Linked DNA regions of Mus musculus: region 1 is linked to region 2. A link is a loop called in an ENCODE intact Hi-C map of the cell type or tissue named here. Cell type or tissue: heart. All regions are shown on one strand.

The links. Hi-C counts contacts between places; a loop is a spot of excess contacts. Peaks named below come from ENCODE experiments on the same cell type or tissue, not always from the same donor. Only the 100,000 strongest peaks of a DNase experiment are listed, where the experiment ranks them.
Region 1: a loop joins it to region 2, with 4 times the contacts of the local background. A loop is called at or near these places in 3 of 42 quality-filtered maps.

Annotation. Positions count from the first base shown.
Region 1 is chr2:132,679,908-132,687,907 of GRCm38, forward strand. Shld1 (shieldin complex subunit 1) reads left to right here and starts at 7,024. Exons shown (of 3, transcript NM_001358260.1): 1 at 7,024-7,074. In heart, a CTCF peak has its summit at 4,277 (motif pointing left); a DNase peak (open chromatin) is centred at 7,044; H3K4me3 peaks cover 1,346 bases; H3K27ac peaks cover 1,281 bases.
Region 2 is chr2:132,249,134-132,257,133 of GRCm38, forward strand. It overlaps Pcna (proliferating cell nuclear antigen), which reads right to left and starts at 4,047. Exons shown (of 6, transcript NM_011045.2): 1 at 3,683-4,047; 2 at 2,770-2,867; 3 at 2,558-2,625; 4 at 2,111-2,305; 5 at 641-764; 6 at 153-562. The coding sequence starts at 3,903. The coding sequence ends at 483. It also overlaps a transcript of Cds2 not described here. In heart, no CTCF peak of the experiment used is centred here; DNase peaks (open chromatin) are centred at 3,608 and 4,158; H3K4me3 peaks cover 3,862 bases; H3K27ac peaks cover 2,025 bases.

The DNA.
Region 1 (8,000 bases), 430 kb after region 2:
GCTCAAGTTAAGCAGATAAAATATATAAACCTCAAGGAATGTTATTACCCTTCGAAAAATCAAAATGCTGTAGTTGAGATCTCTTGTTTGGCTTGACTGCTTATTTTATTCCTGGGACAGAGTCTTGCTGTGTAGCCCAGGCTGGCCTCACTCTCCTACCTCACTCTCATGAGTGTTGGGATTGCTGGCAGGGTATACTACTATATCTCACGTGTAGTTTAGCTCTTGAATGTCACTGAAGACTTGTATGCTAAAGACTTGGTCACTTTTAGGAGATGGTGGAGCCTAGAAGAAGGAAGCTCAGTCACTGTGGATTTGCTTTTGAGGGAAGCTAGCCCTGTCCCTTCTCTCCCACTAAGTGAACAGACCTCTTTAGCTGTGTCAGGACCAGGTGGCCCAGAAGCCACAGAGCCAAACAGCTGTAAATTGGAGCCTCTGAAATCCACAGCCAAAATAAAACTTTCTCCCTTTAAGCCGATGATCTGTTTTGTTTCAGGCACACAAAGGTGATTCAGTTACTATCCCGAGCTTTTATATTTACTTTTTTGAGTCAGGGTCTTATGTAGCCCAGGCTAGCCTCAAACTCACTCATTGTGTAGCTGGTGGTTGCACTTAACTCTTTGTCCCGGCCCCACCTCCCAAATACTGAAATTATAAGCACAAATCACCATGCCCAACTCAAAGATAAATTACAAGGAAGTTTTAATTAAGGAAAACAATTGAGAATGGAGCCTGCTGGCATTGGCCTAGAATCCCAGCTGTTTAGGAGGGCTGAAATTTCAAGGCCTACGTCATCAAATTTCATCCCCTTCCTTACCTGCTGGGTTTTATACAGTGATCTCAAGGAGCTCTCGGGCACCAGGATTAGAAAACAAACAAGGGGCACAACTCAAGAGAACACTGAACACATAATACATTTTTTTAACTCATTACTCCATCTTCCTTGGGGTTCCCAGACATGCTACCCTTAGCTAAGGATAAGAAGGGCACAATGAGGCCATGGTGCACCCTGCACAGATACCCTCATGGCACCAGCAGGGAGTCTATAGGAGTGGAGAGAGAGGATGGCACAGGAGGAGAAAGGACAGAGGGAAGGAGAGAGGAGGACAGGGGAAAGGAGAAGGAGAGAGAGAAGGAGGAGGTGCAAGAGGAGGGCAGATGGGAGTCAATCATTTATTGCCAGTCATTTTGGAGTAGATGAGCCTGGGCATTGACCATCATGGAGTGCTGTGTTTTCTTGTCTCTGAGATTATTGTTAAAGGTAATGACAGCAAAATCAGTTAGGGCTGAAACCTTACTGATAAAAGCAGCTGGAGTCAGATGTTCTTGGCAAGGTCTCTCTGGTTCCCTGTGTACTAGTTTAGTCTACACAGGGAGGTCTATCTTGAGTACATTCCTGAAAGGCTTTTGTTACAGGTGCCAAGAGCCTTTGATCCCCGTACTTGGGAGGATGAGGTAGCAGAATCCAAAGTTTCAAAGAAGCCTAGGCTATGCAGTAACTTCCTGAACAGGCTGAGCTACTCTGAAAGAGTCTGCTTTAGAGGGGCAGTCTAGATATCCACCAGCAGAAGAAGAGATAAGGCAAATGTTGCATGTACACAAAATAAAATGATGTAGAGATGCAAAAAGTGAGCTGAGTGTGGTGGTACATAGCTTTAATCTCAGCACTCAGGTTACAGAGGCAGGCAGATCTCTATGAGTTTGAGGGCAGCCTGGGCTAGTCAACGTAGTGAGGTCTAAGACAGCCAGGGAGATATATATATATATATACACACACACCTTTGGGGCAAGGGCAGAGAAAGAAATGAAATCCTGATACTACAGAAAATAGACACAACTGGAAGTCATATTAAACCAAGCAGTAAGATTCAGAAAGACAAATATCCCTGGCTGGGATTAAAGATATATGCCACTATTCCCAGATTCACATATTTTTCTCTTATATTCAGAACCAACATTAAACTTGTACATGTGATCCAGGCTTGGTGGTACAACACTTTAATCCCAACTCTCAGGATACAGAGGCAGATGGATCTCTGTAAGTTACAAGACAGCTTGTTCTTACACAGTGAATTCCGGGACAAGTAGTCCTACACACGTCCTGACCCCTTCTCAATACAAAAATCATACACGTGTGTATGTGTGCATAAATGTATACACTCTGTCCGGCCCCAACACTTTTAAGGGCTGGAGATGTAGCTCAGTAGTATAGAGCCTACCTAGCATGTTCAAGGGCCCCAGCATCACCAGAAGAAAAAGAAGTCTTTATTTATGAAGCACGTGGTTATCAGAAAAAGAAGGAGAAGAGGAAGAGGAAGAGGAGGAGGAGGAGGAGGAGGAGGAGGAGGAGGAGGAAGAAGAAGAAGAAGAAGAAGAAGAAGAAGAAGAAGAAGAAGAAGAAGAAGAAGAAGAAGAAGAAGAAGAAGAAGAAGAAGAAGAAGAAGAAGAGAAGAATCAGAGGTGGTGACATTCTTGAAAGCACAGCACTTGGGAACTTGAGACCAAAGGTTGGCTGTGAGTTTGAGGTCAGCCTAGATACACAGTGAGTTCCACCCTGTAACTACTCTGCACTACAGAGAGACCCTGTCTTCAAAGAACACATTATGTTTCAACTGAGAAGTATTCCCATACTATGTGTACTTTCAACTGACAAATAAAATTATATGAATACCACAATGTTTTTAAGTATATACACACTGTCCAACCTTCTGTTCCCTGTAAATACTGAAGTGCTGCCGCCTGGGTGACTTAGATGCTAGGTACCGAGAAGTCACTGGGAAATAAAACTCGAACTGCATTTGTAGATCTGCGTGTCTAGTTGGGAACGTCATGGTCTCTTCGATAGAAGTTTAAGTGCCAACTAATTATCTAATTGTACCTTTACAGTATCGTTGAAACAGCAATAATGTGTTTTCAGATTCATTATTACTTAACCCTTGGACTTTTGTGATGTTTTCTTTCCCCTTTCATCAGGATAATTTCCCAACTGACAGTAGTGGGTAGGTTCAAGTTCAACATGACACAGAGATAAAATGATTTCAAAGGACTTCAACCTGTTTTGAAAATAGTTATTTTAGTCTTTCAACTAAATGATTCTTCTCCCCCCTGCTGAAAGACATTTGGCTGAAGTCGATGGCTTACCTGACAGCAGAAATGTATTCATAAACTACAAATATAGAAGCTGGAGAGATGATTCAGTGGTCGAGACCATGTATTGCTTTGTTGGAGGACCTCAGTCCACTTCCCAGCTCCTGCATCAGGCAGCTCAGAACCACCTGTCACTCCACTTCCAGAGCACCTGAGGCTGGCTTCTGACCTCCTCGGGCACTACACTCAAACCCTTACTCACATACACATAATAAATTAAAAATGGCTAAAAATAAAATTGTAAGGGCTGGAGAGGTGGTTGGTTAAGAGCACTGACTGCTCTGCCAGAGGTCCTGAGTTCAATTCCCAGCAACCACATGGTGGCTCACAACCATCTGTAATGGGATCTGACGTCCTCTTCTGGTGTGTCTACAGTGTACTCATCATATATATATAAAATAAATAAAATCTTTTTAAAAAAAGAAAAAGAAAATTGTAAATCATACAAATACAAAATTGTGATATAAATCAGCTTACGTAGTCTTTATATAATCAATGGTAAAAGAACAGAGAATCAGGGCTAGAGAGGCGGTTGAGTTGTTTAGAGCACTGGCTGCTCTTGCTGAGGACCTAAATTTGATTCCCAGCACCCACATGGTGTCTTGTCTTACAACTACACAACTCTCATGATGTGGCCCAGGCTGTCCTGCAACTCACAATGCTCCTGCTTCAGTCTTCTAAATGTGGGGTTATAGGCACACACCACCACACTTAATTAACGTGCTGTGTTTTGCTGATTAAAACTTGTTTTCCCTTTTCTGTTTGGAGATGAGACGCTCCAGGCCAGACTCAAGCCACTCTCCCACTTTAGCCTTTTGAGTGTTGGGCCATGCACTGTACCCAACTTAAGATTCTGCTTTGGGGGCTGGAGAGATGGCTCAGCGGTTAAGTGCACTGACTGCTCTTCCAGAGGTCCTGAGTTCAAATCCCAGCAACCACATGGTGGCTCACAAACATCTGTAATGGGATCCAGATGCCCTCTTCTGGTGTGTCTGAAGACAGCTACAGTGTATTTACATATAATAAATAAATCTTAAAAAAAAAAAAAGATTCTGCTGGCTCAGCAGTTAAGAGCACTGACTGCTCTTCCAGAGGTCCTGAGTTCAATTCCTAGCAACCACATGGTGACTCACAACCACCTGTAGGTAGTGGGCATCTGATGCCACCTTCTGGTGTGTCTGAAAACAGTGACAGTATACATGAAATAAATAAATCAAAAAAAAAAAAAAAAAAGCCAGACGAATGCCTTTAATCTCAGTACTTGAGAGGCAGAGGCAGGTGGATTTCTAAGTTCGAGGCTAGCCTGGTCTACAGAGTGAGTTCCAGGACAGCCAAGGCTACACAGAGAAACCCTGCCTCAAACAAACAAACAAATAAACAAACAAACAGCTTCTGCTTCGATGGCTGCTTCAGCCCAGAACATGATGAAAGAGGATGGTTAGGAGCAGGCTACAGGCCAGACAAAGTTATTACGGTCTCAGACGTTTGCTCCAGGAAGCTCCATAGGAAAAACAACCTTCATCATGGAAAAAACTGACACCAAAACACAGGAGCGGTAAAGCAGACCCACACACTGTTTACCAAATGAATGAGATAACAGGCAAATGGCAAAGTCTCTGCTTCACTGATAACAGGTGGTAAAGCCAAGTTTGGGTGTCATTGTTGAGTCAGGTGTGGGTGGGGAACGAGAGATACTGAGAGCAGGGAGGGGGCGAGAGGGGGAGGGCCTCACCCATTCCTGACCACAGCAGCACACCAACCTGGCTCACTGAACTGGGATCTGGATGGAAGTATGCAAAACATACTTGTCCTTGCCCTTCAGAGAGCTACTGCATAGTGGGAAAAGAAGGAAGAGCAAAAGGATTTAAAGAGATAAGTGGAAAGCGAGGTCTCTTGGAAGGAACAGTCAACGCCTATTTGACAAGTCAGGGGAGGTTCTGGCAGGGAGAACTCTCTAAAGCTGATATCTGAATATTATAAGGACCAGAAAGTAGAAAAAACTGTTCCTAAGGAATGAAGCTGTGAGGAAGGAAAACTCAGGGCAAGAAAGAACAAGCAATGAAACCAGTGTGGAGGAGGTGGAGCTGGGGAGAGATGAGGTCTTTGTCTGACATGGTAATTTGAACTTGCTTAGCCCAGGGAATGGCACTGTTAGGTGTGGCCTTGATGGAGAGGGTGTGTCACTGTTGGGGTGGGCTTTTAGACCCTCCTCCTAGCTGCCTGGAAGCTAGTCTTCTGGCAGCCTTTAGATCAAGATGTAGAACTCTCAGCTCCTTCTCTAGCACCAAGACTGCTTGCACATGACCATGACTGAACCTCTGACATTGTAAGCCAGCCCCAATTAAATGTTGTCACATATGAGAGTTGACTTGTCTCTTCACAGCAATGGAAACCCTAACTAAGACATGTGCACACACTTTCACAGTATATAGTATTGAATGGCCAAACCTCAAGCACTATTTGCTTTTATTTTATTTATTTATTTATTTATTTATTTATTTATTTGAGACAGCGTTTTACTATCTATCTATGGCTGGCCTGGAATAGATAACTATTTATTTATTTATTTATTTATTTATTTATTTATTTATTTATTTATTTATTTGAGACAGCGTTTTACTATCTATCTATGGCTGGCCTGGAATAGATAACTAGACTAGGATGGCCTTGAGTTCACAGAGAACAGCCTATTTCAGCCACTTGAGCAGTGGATTCTAAAGACATTTATCACCACAACTGGCTCAAGCACAACGCTTAAATATTTTAAAATATTTTCTGTGTGTATGCCTGGTGCCTTTGGAGGTTAGAAAAGGACAATGGGTTCTCTGGAACTGGGTTTAGAAAAGGATGTCAGCTGTCATGTAAACACTGGAAACTGAACCCAGGTCCTCTGGAAGAGCAGCCCATGTTCCTTACTGCTAAACCATCTCTCTAGCCCCTAAAGCAGTAATTTGAAAACATTCCTCTAACTTGCAGGACTCCTAATGTGTGGGGTCTCACCCAAAGGTAGGGATCTGGAGGGGCTGTAAATATACTGGACCCCTCAAGACTATGGTGGGGGAGAAAACCGTCCAATTAAACAGAATTGTTTTAGACTAGCTTTTTACAGTAGTAGGCCCAGTGGACAGAACCAAACTGGAATGGAATCTTTTGTGCTAAGTGCCACTTAAATGAACTTGAAACAAGCTTGCTTTCTCCATAGTTCTGCTCAACACAATCTCCTTTGTTTAAACCTATAAGGATAGTACCCTAGAACTTGGGCTTTTCATTCTCTTTCCATTTCTCCCATAAGAAAATATGGGACGTCTCCCCATAAGCAGATCCATGCTGCTCTAGAACTCTCCACTAGCTCTAGGCTGAGTTTGTTCTGGTTGTGTGCTTTCTTGAGAGGGGTGGAATTTGGGACCAAATTCCAGACACCGATTCACATGCTACGCCATATCCCCAGCCCCTCGAATTTTGTCTTTCAACAGTCAACCCTTTTGTTCTTTTGTGTGGTCCTGAAATTTTAGCCCGAATAGAATCCATGTAACAATATTAAATTATTCTTAATGCTGTCTGAGAGAATTTTGCTAGCCTAAAGCTCCTGATCGTCTTGCCTCACAACGTCCTCCCAAGGCCTCGGGTTCAGACTGTACTTCCAAGGCCAGTTTTCGTCTTATGTCCTTTTTAAGAGACTTTGCATGTTAACAGTTTCCCAGTTTCTTTGGAGTCGGACAAGGACACTTAGAGCAACTAAATATCCCAGATGACCGTCCTGCTGCAGGAGTTCAGGCAAATGCCCTCAGTTAAGATGGCCGCAGCTGACTTGCCTTGACCTTTTCTCGCCTCAGCAAAGACGGGTTCAACAACTTCCTTTTAAACTCTGCTTTTCCCATAACAAAGATGGAGCCAGCGCTTCCGGTTCCGGGCTCTTGCGGTCAGCCGGTGAGTGACACGGGGCTCTGAGAACCTCTGCCGGTTTTTCTGCCGTTCTGGAGGGCGGTGGGAAGGGAGCGGGGAAGCGAGGAGGGAGGGGGAGGAGCGGATGGTTTATTCCGCCGGTTTCCCTGGCACCTGCCCCGCCCCGCCCCTCCGCTCCAAGCTCCGCCCACTGCGCTCTTTTTACCTCGCTCTGGAATTAGTAGAGATCAGGATTAGTTCCAGTCAATTATTTATTTTGGTTTTGTTAAGGCTTTTATGGTTTTGGTTTGCATATATATATAGTCTCTCTACATAGCTATGGTTGTCCTGGAATTCACTATGTCGATCAGGCTGGCCTCGAACTTACAAATAGATCCTCCTTCCTATGCTGGCATTAAAGGCGTGGGCTACCAGGGGTCTATTATAATTTTAAACAGCAGTATTAGTAACTTGATGTTTCCATAAAAATCAAAAGTGTAAACTACAGTCTGTTTTGTACGTTAGCCTAATTGTGCACTTGTGATAACCCTGGACTGTTCTCATCACGCCAAGGAAAACTATTTATTGAGGAACACAGTCCAGAACCAGAGAGCTTCGCTCCGCCCACCACTTGCCCCTACCCCAGTCCTGGGCTATGACCAGAGTGCTGTCTGTCTCTAGGGTTGTTTAATTTGCATTGTATATAAACGGAATCAAAAAAGTATGTGGCTAGATTCTTGGGGCAGGGATTTGCAAAGCTTGTTTTGGGGACTTGAGAGAATTGCATTCCATGGATGACTTAACAATGCCTATCTTTATGGAATCGTATTGCATATTCTTATTTTTATGTTGAAAAGGACCTTCCTGTCTGTTTTCTGAATTTCTCCATCAATTGCCCATCAGTGTGATTCTACTTTGGGACTTACCTTTCTCTTTCACTTCTATGTCTTTGTGTCAATATTCTTGTCTTC
Region 2 (8,000 bases):
GGCTACCAGAAAACTTTGCACAACGTAATTACATAAACTCAAGAGAAACATTTTTTTATTGCTATCTCCACGATGGAAGAGAGAACAAAAGCCCATTTACCTAACAGGGTATAACTATTCAGTAGCCATGGTACAAAGGCGGCACTGCTCTATGACTTTTCAAATTGTTAACTTTATTTAAATTGAACAATATTTCTTAAAACTGCATTTAGCGTCAAGATCATTGATGAAAATCACCAGTATTTGTAAAGCAGAAACATTCATGTTAACAAAACTAGTTTTTACTTTGGAGCTTATTCTTTAAGCAAATTATGGAGAATGGAGAGAAAAGAAAGTAGGTTATTTACAGAAGATATCTACATATTTTATTTTAATATTTAAGAATACTCAGGTACAAACTTGGTGACAGAAAAGACCTCAGGACACGCTGGCATCTCAGGAGCAATCTTCAAAGGTTTAGTTTTCTCAATTTCTAGCAATGCCTAAGATGCTTCCTCATCTTCAATCTTGGGAGCCAAATAATACTTTAAGTGTCCCATGTCAGCAATTTTATACTCTACAACTGAAAGACAGGAAAAATTAAACCACCGAATACTATAAATACCACATTACAAAACAATGTTCAAACTTATCATCTTACCAAGGGGCACATCTGCAGACATACTGAGTGTTACTGTAGGAGACAGTGGAGTGGCTTTTGTGAAAAAGTTCAGGTACCTCAGAGCAAACGTTAGGTGAACAGGCTCATTCATCTCTATGGTTACCTAGAGGAGAAAACAGGCTCACTGTAGACATCAGAAACTCACACTATTAGATCACGGTATTATACCACAAAGCAAAACAAATAGTTATCATTTTGGAAGGGTTGATGAAAACCTTGACTAAAGAAGAAAAAAGTCTAGCTTGCCCATCCTGTAGAGCCACACCCCAAGCAATCAAAACAAAGGAGAAAGTTGTTCCTATTCAGATTGTACATACTTCTCTTGCAAAGAATGCATGAAGAGAGGAAGATAACACATAACCACTTCCAAAAACAAGAACCAACAGCTGAATGCAAGCTAAGGGACAGTAAACCAGTCTTCATTGTATGATTATCAATTTTATTCAATTCCCAATCCTTGAACATGTGGATACTGAAAAATTCCTTAATTTCTTTTGTTGTGGAAATGCTTGCACATCAGACAAATACTGATGAATTACATGTCAGTATTTGAGAACTGAGGAGCTGAAGTTGATATGGAAGTAGAAATAATTCAGCAGATTAAGGTTAAGAACTAGTTCTTGGGTTGTGTGTTTATCTATGTTCGAATTCTTACACTTTCATTTACTTTAAATTCATGCAGAGGCCAAGTAACACCTTATATTTACCTTAAATACTTGCAGTAAGCACTCTGAATTTCACTATACTAAACCCTAAAAATCCTATTTAGTTCAGACTTCTGTGTGTAATTCTGATGCTCAGGCTAGCTAGCAAAACTTAAAAAAGAAAAAAAAAAGTGTAGCCATGAAATATACATTGGATTCCTGAGAAAAAGCCTCGATTCAGGGATACTTAGAAATTAAAGAGGCCTAGTATGTTCTACTTGAATGAGGAGGACTCGGAGAACATCTTCCTTTGCCTTCCCAATTTCTTCCTCATTCTTTTTGAGCTAGATTTTCTGCCAGGTTGACTTTAAGCTGAGAATCTTCCTGCTGTAGCTTTGAGTACTACAGTTGTGGGTTTGAGACATCATGCCCAGCTTTCTCTATGGATGTAACTGTCAAGAGCATTTAATACAACTCTTTCCACATTTTGTGAAGTCTTTCTTATTTCCCTTGGGACTGCAAATACTCTTGAACCTGCAACACATAAAGCTACATACACCCCCAACCATTTTCTTTTGCTCACTTGCCAACCCTCACTTATTTGCCAAGAGTATTTCCAGGAAGCAAAAGGCTGTACACTTAGCTTTCCAAATGCTACCTGTAAAAGCTTATGGAGTCGTCTCTGAGCTCTAAGATAGCTTGGTCTACTCAAGACTCCATCTCAAAATGAATGAATAAATAAAAACAAAAGCCGAGGCTCCATCCCTGCTTCAGACACCTAACTGGACGCCCCCTTACTACTCACCGCCTCCTCTTCTTTATCCACATTACTTGTTTGTGACAACTTAATGTTCCCATTGCCAAGCTCTCCACTTGCAGAAAACTTCACCCCATTCTTTGCACAGGATATCACAACAGCATCTCCAATGTGGCTAAGGTCTCGGCATATACGTGCAAATTCACCCGACGGCATCTTTATTACACAGCTGTACTCCTGTTCCTGTAAACCCACAAGTTAAAGGTCAGTCTAGAAAAGGGGGAAGGCTCAGCTTCATGTTCTCAAGATTTAGCATCTTAACCAGAACTCAGAATGCAAGACTTCTGGTTTCTTTAAAACTCAATCAACTTTAGACTGCTGTGGTTTAGTGAAATGGCAGTGTGCCATTCATCCCCAATACCACCACTCCACTCAGAACACGCATCAGCTGGTATCACAGCAGGGTAACACACAATCAGAAACAAGGTAACTCACTGGGATTCCAAGTTGCTCCACATCTAAGTCCATTAACTTCATTTCATAGTCTGAAACTTTCTCTTGATCTACCAAAAGAAGGAAAATGTTACCAAAGCACACCACACGGTCCTATCTATGATGGAAATTTTACAATATTGTTAATATTTTTTTTTGGTTTTGAGAAACAGAAACAACACGTAACTACCGAGTTTTAAAGGTGTTTAACTTACTTGGTGCTTCGAATACTAGTGCTAAGGTGTCTGCATTATCTTCAGCCCTTAATGTAATGATGTCTTCATTACCAGCACATTTTAGAATTTTGGACATGCTAGGGGGGAAAAAAAAAAAGACAGGCTTTATCAACATGTAATCCACATCTATATTTTAAAAAGCAATTACAAGTTGTACCATTTCACACTCACGGTTGGAGAACTGTTAAAGGGGCTAAGGGTACCCCAAACTCTCTCAGGGGTGAAGCAAATTACCGGGTATATGTGATTCTTAAAACCGACTTAGTAAAATGCACTAAAAGCCAACATTCGAGAAAGCATCTTTTTGAGCGGGGTGTCCTTGGTTTCTAGTGTACTGGAGAATGTGCCCCATCACGTCTGGCCTTTTCGTAAATCTTTCAAAATGTATACAAGTGGCACTAATCCATGTATCTGTACTAAAATAAGTCACACACTGTCCTTGAACACGTATACAGGAGGCACTAACCTAGGTAGCTGTAGCAAAGTTAAAAGCTAAAACTGACAGATTTCCCCTCAAATCCATGATGCGCAGTGAGACTCTGGAAGTCAAGAAAAGGTCTATTGTCACTCTAAGTCGACATTACATTTGCACTAAGACTCGTTTATTAGGCGCTAAGACCAGCCACTCAAAGCTGCAGGCATTTAATGAGCACAGCTCCGGAGCACTCATTTTCCCGCGGACTCCCGCTTTGTGGCTTTGGCGCGGAAACAGAGTGGGCGCCACTGCCAGCGCGGGCTTTTCGGAACCGCGCGCTTTGGTGAGGGCTGCCCCCGACACCATAGACCAATCAGAAAGCGCGGATGGCCAAGCCAGCCAATGAGCGTGCAGAGTCACAGCCCCGCCAAGAGCGGAAGCGGGAAGAGTGGGGCCCCGCTCCCGCCACCCGCTCACCTGGTGAGGTTCACGCCCATGGCTAGGTTGCGGTCGCAGCGGTATGTGTCGAAGCCTTCGGAGCGCAGAGTAAGCTGTACCAAGGAGACGTGAGACGAGTCCATGCTCTGCAGGTTCACGCCGCCCGAGCTGACGTCCCAGCAGGCCTCATTGATGAGGTCTTTGAGAGCCTCCAGCACCTTCTTCAGGATGGAGCCCTGGATCAGGCGTGCCTCAAACATGGTGGCGGAGTTGTGGCGACTAGATGAGAGCTACTCTAAGAGGAACGAGGTCTGGCTGCCAAGGTCCCCCGATTCACGATGCAGAAGCGGCAGCGAAGGCCTACAGCGACAACTACCAACCCTCTGCGCCCGCAACCGTCTAATGCCGCGGCTTCCTAGGCGCGCGCCTTTTCCCTGCGCGAGGTCATGACGCCACAGCGCTGATCCACCCACCTCTCCTCAAGGACCAATCGTACCCGTGGTTTGAGCAAGGCCCGCCCCACCGCGTATGCAAAGGCGGGGCTGCGGGGTAGGAGCCTGGGAGGCGAGGGGCATCACGGGGTTCGCGTAGGCTGTCGTCACCGCCCAAGTTTGTGGGAGTTTAGGCTGCAGTTTCCATCCTTAGGAAGTTTCCGCGCCACGGAAGTGGAAGTCACAGGCAAATCGAGCTGTGCGCGGCGGCCTGCCTTGAAGCTGGAGAGTATTTTAAACACTACGGAGCGTTTTCCCTAACGTAAGAAATACGCTGCAAAATATCGAGTAATAAAGAGGCCACCATATTTTAACACCCCTACCCCCCCCCCCATTTCATATCACTTTTCTGTGTGCGTCGCTCTGAACTTTTCTCTCTAAAGACTAAAAAAATACCTCTTAACGTGAACGCTTCTCCAAAGAAGATACCAAGTCCATATGTATCACGTAATTATTTTCCTTTTATGTCTGGTTCTCTACATTTTTCTAAAGGTAGATATTACTAGTATTTTCATCTTAATTTTAGGCTGAAGATGAACCCGAGCCTGAGCCCCATCCTGAAAATGTTAGCTGTTGCAGGTGGAGCGTCTTTCATATGTCCCTGGGCTGCAGCATTTTGTTCTACTAAAGTTTTTTTGTTTTTTTGTTTTTCCTATTGATTATGAGGATGGGGAAGAACTGACTGCAGGTAGATTAACATCATTTACAAAAGGATATAGAGTTTTTCAATTTCTCATGTTTTTTTCTTTTGGTTTTGGTGGTAGGTAAAATATATTTGATAATGAAAGTGTAATACTTTAATGTGAAACTTGATAGTTTCCATTTGGAATGCCTCTTCTAACTGTATAGAAGTTGGTTGAGTTGTGAAGAAAGCTTTTGGTGTGTGATGTTTTATTTATGTGTGTAAGGGTTTTTTGTTTGTTTGCTTTTCACTAATAAGGTATATACAATTTCAGAAAGTTAAAAGGACCGTTTTAGCTGGTGAGAGTGATTAGTGATTATAATTCCAGCACATGGGAAGGCTGAGGTCGGAGGGCCTAGATTTAAACTCACCTTGGACTATCTACCAAGACTGACCAAAGGGGAAAAAGTTTACATAGGAGCATATTAATTCCATTTCATGTTCATTTATTCTTTCCTTATTCACTGCATTTCCCTTTAGTTTGTCTTGTTTGATTTTTCTTTTCCTGGCTTGGGGATTTAGCCAGAAAACTGTATAACTTATTGAGCTATAGCCTCAGCCTGTTAAGAGTCTCCATAATTTTTTGAGGCTTGCATCAAACTCACTCTGTTATCCATGCTGGCCTTGAACTCACAATTTGATGCCACAGTCTGGCATCAAGCTTAACTCTTTAGTTTCATTTAATATCTTGGTTTGTAGGATTTCTCAGCTTTTTTTTTCTTTTATTCTTTTCACCATATATCTAGGTATGCTGAGACACAAATGTATTAATCACTCTCACAGTATTGAAGATTCATTGATTCCATCAGGTCTAGAATACTCTCGACCACTCTGATGGCAAGTGTTCGGTTTCCCTACACTGTTCACTGCCCGGCGTGTGGATTTTACAGAACTTTAGATCTATTCAGTTGTTTTGTTTTGTTTTGTTTTGTTTGAGATAAGGGTCTCTCATGTTCCCTGGCTGTACTGGAGTTTGCTTGGTAGACCAGGCTGGCAAATTTGACTTTTTAAAATTGGTGTGTATGCATCCAGCCCAGCATTTATGTCAGCTTATAAGGTGCATCATTATTTTATGCAGCACAAACGAGGAAAACTGTCAAACTACCACACAGTGCTATATCACATACAATTTTGATACTATAATAGTTACAAATAAAAACAGTTATGGGCTGGAGACATGGCTCAGTGGTTAAGAGTACTTGCTGTTCTTCCAAAGGTCCCGAGTTCAATTCCCAGAACCTGCATGGCAGCTCACAGCTGTGTGATGCCATCCTCTGGTGTACATGCAGGAAAGGACCTGTATTTGTATAAATGCATAAATAAATAAATCTTTAAAATATTGAATACAATTTTTTTAAAATTAAAAACAAAACCCAGAAAACCCCACTACTATACTTTCAGCCCCCACCCCTTAATCATATATTACCCTTGTGGGTATCTTTTAAGAAAAACATGGGAGCCGGGCGTGGTGGCTCACGCCTTTAATCCCAGCACTTGGGAGGCAGAGGCAGGTGAATTTCTGAGTTCGAGGCCAGCCTGGTCTACAGAGTGAGTTCCAGGACAGCCAAGACTACACAGAGAAACTCTGAAACAAAAAACCAAAAAAAAAAAAAAAAAAAAAACCAAAAAAAAAAAAAGAAAGAAAAACATGGGAGCTAGGGTTACATAGTGATAGAGTGCTTGCCTGACCTGTACAACACATGATCTCCATCCTCACAGAAGACACGACAGAGAGGTGTTCACACTGTCTGTTTATAGTAGTGCTATCAGTTTCCCACTGAGCTGCTGCTGCTGCTGTTTTTAATGTATTACACTCTGCTTTGTTAAGGATGTCAATGCTCAAGAGTGCAAGTCTAGGGATAAAAGTCTAAAAATATTTTTTAAAAAGAGTACTATTCTGTTGCATCTGGAGTTTCATCCACTTGTGAATTTTAATGCTGGCATTTCTTGTTTTACATGTAATAAATTATTGTTTTATTAACATTTATTTATATGTGGTGCATGCATGCCTTAGCGCATGTGTGGAGGTCAGAGGAAAACACGTAAGAGTCAGCTCCGTTCTTTCACCCTGGATCCCAGGATAGAACTCAGGTTGCCAGGCTTAGTGGTAAGTTAAGTCCCTTTACCTGCTAAGCTGTCTTGACAGCCTGAATTATTCCTTCACACAGCAAGAGATAATGTAGGACTGGTCTTGCAGCTTAGTGTTACTGTGTGTCCAACAACACAGCACAAACAAAAATAAAAACCCATCATACAGCTACATATATTTGTGAGAATTTTCTTTTCTTGAGTTTCTTAAAATCTCATTTCCTTTGCAAACCATAGAATGTGTTCTTTCTGACTTGTGGTCTTGCTTTGCTAACAACACTAACAACACTATGTTTCTTCTGTTGCTCTGTCTCGGTGCTGGGGGCTTATATAATATTTTCTTTAATGCCTAGAAATGTAATTATTTTAGAGACTTTTTCTTAATGCTGGGAACTGATGTCAGGACTTCAGAAAAGCTAAACAGAAACCCGCCTTTGAGCTATGCCTCAGCCTCCTGGAGATATTTTATTTTATTATTATTATTATTATTATTATTATTATTATTTTAAAGATGTACTTATTATTATACATAAGTACACTGTAGCTGTACACCAGAAGAGGGCATCAGATCTCATTTTGGGTGGTTGTGAGCCACCATGTGGTTGTTAGGATTGGAACTCAGGACCACAGGGAGAGCAAGCAGTCAGTGCTCTTAACTGCTTAGCCATCTCACCAGCAGATAAATTCCATTGGCATGATGCCTGCTGTGCCTATGAATCTGTTGAAACAAGAACTTAAAACTAGCTATGTACTAGTTATAGAAAGACTGTCTAAGGAGGTAGCATTTTACCAGAGAAGCTAGCTGTTTTAGGAGTGGAAGAGACCATTGTAATGTAATAGAGAACAGAATGATTAATGGTGGACACTGGGGCTGGGATGTAGCTCACACACACAAGTCTCTGGGTTCCATCCTCAGAAACAGAAAGAGAGGAGGAGACTGATGAGCAGGTAAGAAAAGGCGTGCTTAGTGGCCTGTGGTAGGACTCAAAGGTTGATGTGGGGCTCAAGAGGTGGCTCAGCGGATAGGAGCACTGACTGCTCTTCCAGAGGTCCTGAGTTCAAATCCCAGCAACCACATGGTGGCTCACAACTACCT